Regions from separate parts of the Homo sapiens genome. Here region 2 is linked to region 1. The links are chromatin contacts, found by Hi-C or POLR2A ChIA-PET in ENCODE. All regions are on one chromosome and are shown on one strand. The core of a region is the stretch at or near the end of the contact, and the rest is flanking DNA. Distances in the headings are between cores, read along the strand shown. Region 1 holds the start of BBS4 (Bardet-Biedl syndrome 4). Region 2 holds the start of NPTN (neuroplastin).

The links. A loop is a pair of places that touch in the nucleus more often than their neighbours do. ChIA-PET counts read pairs that join two places held with the same protein, here RNA polymerase II (POLR2A). Pooled maps may share reads with other maps.
Region 2: a loop to region 1 is called in a map of B cell, with 16 times the contacts of the local background. The contact joins the promoter of NPTN here to the promoter of BBS4 in region 1. A Hi-C loop is called at or near these places in 2 of 168 maps with a recorded cell type or tissue (B cell and CD8-positive, alpha-beta T cell), 3 of 37 single-sample maps with no recorded cell type and 12 of 50 pooled maps. POLR2A ChIA-PET finds 5 or more read pairs at or near these places in 1 of 52 experiments (H1).

The regions. Positions count from the first base shown.
Region 1 is chr15:72,684,937-72,687,636 of GRCh38, reverse strand. BBS4 (Bardet-Biedl syndrome 4) reads right to left here and starts at 1,430. Exons shown (of 16, transcript NM_033028.5): 1 at 1,386-1,430. The coding sequence starts at 1,409. HIGD2B (HIG1 hypoxia inducible domain family member 2B) reads left to right here and starts at 1,455. Exons shown (of 3, transcript NM_001350932.3): 1 at 1,455-1,819.
Region 2 is chr15:73,632,008-73,634,707 of GRCh38, reverse strand. It overlaps NPTN (neuroplastin), which reads left to right and starts at 1,319. Exons shown (of 9, transcript NM_012428.4): 1 at 1,319-1,583. The coding sequence starts at 1,493. RefSeq lists silencers at 1,163-1,462, 1,543-1,802.

The DNA of each region.
Region 1 (2,700 bases), core at 181-2,680:
ATTTTAAAATCTGTTTTTTCTTTCTTTTTTTTTGAGAAGGAGTCTGTCTCTGTCGCTCATGCTGGAGTGCAATGGCATGATCTCGGCTCACTGCAACCTCCGCCTCCGGGGTTCAAGCGATTCTCCTGCCTCAGCCTTCCAGGTACCTGGGATTACAGGCGAGCGCCACGATGCCCCGCTAATTTTTGTATTTTTAGTAGAGACGGGGTTTCACCATGTTGGCCAGGATGGTCTCAAACTCATGACCTCAAGTGATCCACCCGTCTCGGCCTCCCAAAGTGCTGGGATTACAGGCGTGATGCACCGCGTCCGGCCTAGCTATTTTAAATTTCTTAGCTTAATAAAAATGTTTCGGCCGGGCGTGGTGGCAGGCGCCTGTATTCTCAGCTAATCCGGAGGCTGAGGCAGGAGAATTGCTGGAACCTGGGAGGCGGAGGTTGCAGTGAGCCGAGATCGCGCCATTGCACTCCAGCCCGGGCCGACAACAGCGACACTCCGTCTCAAAAAAAAAAGTTTCTGTCTTCAGAGTTTTCTAATTAGACTAGAATAATATGACTACTCTGCAAATGAGAGTAGAAAACAAACAAAAGGCCCTCTAACAATAACACTAACCTTGCTGCTTAGCCAAAACTAAGTTGTAAAACAGCCAAAGGCTGCTATTTGTACTGTTTTCCAGGGCGTTTTTCGAAAGACAATAAATTCCGAATACCTAAAATCATTCTAACAAATGGACAGAACAGGCTTTCAAACCCAACACTAAAGCAAGGTAAACAAAGCTTCACACTTGGCACTTTACCGAAATTAGATCCAATTATAGATATATGCCTCAAAAAATAGCGACTAGGTCATCCTGAATTCATCGGGTTCCTCTATATTAGCAGTTCTGTGGAGTGAACGCCCAACTCAGCCTTCAGATGAATTCCAAAACCGTACTTTCCTAAACTTAATCACCACAGAAAAAACACAGTCCCGCTCCACTGGCAGAAGGCAGTGACGCTGCAAGCTTCCAGGCATGTTAAATTCCCAATTCACGGGATTAACAGGAACTGTCTACACAAGTGCTAGTCATTACCTTCCAAACCCCCGAGACAGAAAAAGATGGCACTACGGTAAGAGCCATTACTGGTGAAAAGTCTCCCTTCTCCGTCCAGCGCACCCCAAGAGGGACTACAGTCCTAGAACAGGACCTGTGCTGCTAAGTATCCAGACTTGCCCCAGGCGACCAGTTCCCGGGACAGTAAAAAGGGGACCGTGTCGCCCCGCCCACCCTGAGACGCTCGGCACCCAGCTCCGCCTCTCTCCAGGAACCGCTGCATGGGACAAAAGCCACCCGCCAGCTTGCCTTGCCCTGCGGCCGGGCAACTAAAGAGAATCTCGGCGCTCACCGTCGCGACTCTCTCCTCAGCCATTTTAGCTCAGCCCACCGCTGCGCGGCCGGAAGTCGGCGGTTTCCCAGACGACGAGGCAAGCGGAAGTCGTAGGGCTGTGGAGGACTGTGAGGAAGCGGGGGAAGGAAGTAAATCGCCGAGTGACCTAAGGAATCAGGGGGAGGATTAGGGTCTGCTCCACAGAAGGCTTACCTCTGAAAGAGTCGGGGAGGGAATGCGCAGCCACTCGCTGCCTTTATCCCGAGAAGCCCCTAACACCCCTCGCCGTGGTCTGTACATGGTCTGTACCTCCGGCCGCGCTGGCTGGTAGGCCAGCCACCTGGGATGGCAGCCTAGTTCTCCCGCCACCTTACCCTGCCCTGACTCTAATCTGCATTTAATTCAGTCCTTCTTCCGGGAGATTTCGGCGGAGAATTTCTTTCTCGCCTTAGGTACAAAACTCCCCGTTTCTTGGCTGTCACTATCGAACTGAGGTACTCACCTTATCAGCTTCCCACTCTTGTTTACTCCAGAGTTTGCAAACATGCTCCTGGTGGGCTGCATTTGAACGGCAGTCTTTTGATTGGAAATATTTAAAAGTTAGGAGATTTCACAAGAAATCGGCCATGGGATAAAGAGACGACAGTCGGCGTTTTCTGCAAGGCAGTGAAATAGATCTGAATAGCGGCTGCGACTGTAGATAACTTCCCTTCCTAACATACTTAAGGCGTTCTCCATTACCTGTCTGGCCCCCGGTGCGGTGAATTAAATGTTTAGTGTTTCTAAACTAGGAAAACGTGTGGGCTTTGGAATCAAACATGAGTTCTGAATTTGACTACTGCATGACCTAAGCCCGTCGTTTCTTTGAGCCTCATTTATTAAAGTGCCGGGAGCTGTGTGATGAACAAAACGGAGGATCCCTGCACCTGAGCACTGACATTAGCCCCAATTCATACTTTTAAGTCTCGCCCTTGTAATTTAGACATAAAATCTGCCTCTCCCAATTCATTAACTGGGAAAGCATTTAAGACAAGTTTCTCCAGGCCTCTAAGAGAGGGAGAACCCCACTGACAATTAGAGTTACATAGAAGAAACAAGTACGGTAATCTATCCAAATACAAGGGGAAAGGACAGCAATAGAATAACAGCTCTTCTAAGTATTTCAGTAACACTCTCTCTTTTAATCTTTATAACAATCCCATGAGACTGTTGGTCTCCCACTTTTTTCAGATAAATACTCTGCCTTTCATTTATTAAAAATAAAATTTTCCAGCTTGGCCAGCATGGTGAAACCCCGTCTCTACTAAAAATACAAAAAATTAGTCGGGCATGG
Region 2 (2,700 bases), core at 70-2,569, 950 kb before region 1:
GAAGGTACATGCCAATCTTTTTGTCACTCACACACCTGAGGTTTTGAAGGACATAGTTTTCACTTCAATCAACAACATGCCATAGTGGTCCTGGCCTTTGCTAGAAATTTTGGTCTGGAACCACCAGCTGTTCAGTTCCTGTTGAAAGTTCCAGACCACTTTAGCTTGATAGAGATTGCGAGGGTCTCCTTCTTCCAGGTCCTCCAAACCCTCTCTTTAAATCAAGTCAGGCCACCAGGACTGTTTACTTGGCCCCTCAGAGTTTCCACAGACACTCCCAGGACGTCTGCTGTGAGTCAGGGATGAGCTAAGCCATAGAAATTCCTTTGCCAACCACAAGCCCTGAGGGTAGTACAAAAAATACCCCTAAAAAGAGCATTTCCCAAACTTCTATGCAAACAGTAGTAACCACACTGCCAATCACCCTCCAGAGTGCTTTGCTAGATCCTTTCCTATGGGGCCATTTGACCCTTCCTCACTCCTCTGCTAGCCTAGGCAGTGCACTCCATGAGGACGGGGACTACCTTTTCATGTGGGTTTCACTATGTGCCTGGCACACAGCACGTTCTCAATAAATGTTTTCCGCATTAAGACGCTTCTTAGGAGTCTTCATGTAAGTTCATACACGACTTCCTTGTAGAATTGTGTCAATGAACATGCAATTAGGCTAGCTGAACTTCAGGCCCTGAGAGTCTATGAAGCTAAAATAAGGCCCAGATGTGGGGTGGGAGGGGGAGTAGGCAGAGGCGGCAAAGGAGGACATTTCAGGCAAAGGGAGCAGATGTCCAGGCAGGAAAGCACAAGGTAACGGGGGCACAGGGGGCGCACCACTTTTCCTGGAAGGAAAAAACAGCAGATGAGAGAAGGAGGTTGGAGCCAGTTACCAGTAGAGGTCTATGTTCAAAGTCCAGAAGGAAGAAACAGCAGGACGGGGACAAAGAGAGGAAGGAGGAAAGGAGGCACGGTGTATGAAACTCTGTAGCCAAGAGCGCTAACAAATGAAAGGCAGGATGGGTGGAGGAAATGTACTGTGTTCCAAAGCTTCCTCTTATTTATGGGTGCTCCCGGGCCACAGAGGAGTAAACTGAAGGACTTCCCAGCTCCCCACTGCCCAGAGAGCTAGCGGAGTCCCGCCTCGCCCCGTCACATGGCCAGAGGCGCCCTCGGCACGTGACCTACCTCGCGCTAGGCCAATCAGCCTCTGCAGGGGCGGGGCCACCGAGTCCGCGGGGCGGGAGTCTCCGTCGGAGCCGCCTCTTCTCGCGATCCTTGCGGCGGTCGCTCCTCAGCCGCCCACGACCCGGAGCGAAGGTCTCGCGAGGCCTGGGCGCTGCGGCGGCAGGAGGAGGACGGGGAAGGACGGAGCCGAGCCGCGGCTGCCTCCCTCGCTCACTCCCTCGCGCACTCGCCCGCCCCCTCCCTCCCTCCCCTCCCTTCCCCGGCCCCGGCTCTGGCCCCGGCCCATTCGCTGTTGGGTCTTCTGCTAGGGAGGATGTCGGGTTCGTCGCTGCCCAGCGCCCTGGCCCTCTCGCTGTTGCTGGTCTCTGGCTCCCTCCTCCCAGGGCCAGGCGCCGCTCAGAACGGTAAGCGGGGCGCCGGGGGCGGGCCGGGCGGGGGTTGAGGGGCGCCGGGGCCGGAGGGGGCCCGGCTCTGGCCTGAGGAGACGCTGGAGCTCGGGGAAGGGGGCCGAGTGGGCGTCTGAGGGGCTGCGGGTCCGAGAGGAGGTACCGGCTGCGGGTTTGAGGAGGCGCGGGTGTGAGGACCGGAGGCTCCTATCCGAGCGGCGGGGGCGTCCGGGGTGAGCCCGAGGTGTTGCCCACTCGGAGGCTCCACGTCGTGGGGCTCGTCGTGCCGGGTCGGCGAGGGGACACGGAGGAAGCCGACGTGGGGAGCTGGAGTAGCGGGGGCGGATGAGGAGGGGGCGCAGCTCTTAGGGAGGGTGGCACAAGACCGGCGTTTGTGTTCCGGGCGACGGGGATGGTGGTGTCCGTCAGGCCCCCCGGGAGCTGGGGTCGTCCAGGATTCTACTGAGGCCCCGTAGGACTGGTGACATCCTTAAAAATAAGGGGGAAATTGGGGGGAAGAGAGTCCTGAGGAACACTAATGGTGAGCTGAGTACTAGAGACCAAAGGAGGGGGTAAAGAATCAGGGAACCTTGGATCTAGGGATAGAGGGAAGGTGGGTGGGAAGATGAGGGAGTGGGTTGACTGCAGTAGGGGACCTGGAGAGAGAAGCAGCAGTGTCTCCAAATGAGCTGGGGGAAGAGGGCTGGGTTTGCTAAAGAGGGTGGAGTGCTGGGCATTCTAGGGTAGTGGTTGGGAGAGCAAAAAGGAGTTTCTAAATAAGGAGAGGAAAATGAGCAGAGGATGGAGGGAAAGGGTTGGAACTGAGGTGGGGGAATATTTATTAGAGAAGTAAGGAGGCCTGGGTATAGAGATGGGGGTGGGGGAAGACGAAAAATAAGGGAAGGGAGTAAAATGCAGGAAGTCGGGGGTGTAATGTTGGTTTGCAGTGTGGAGGATAAATTAGGGAAGGGAGGAGTTGGGATGTGGCAAATGCTGTATGATATTGGTCGGGCCTTTGGGAAAACAGGGACACATAGCTGCAACTAATTGCAGTGGTGGGATTGAGGGCAGTGACTGGCGACAGGGAGATGGGGAAGTGGATTTTTGAGATTTAAAAGTTTCAAGACAGAAGAGA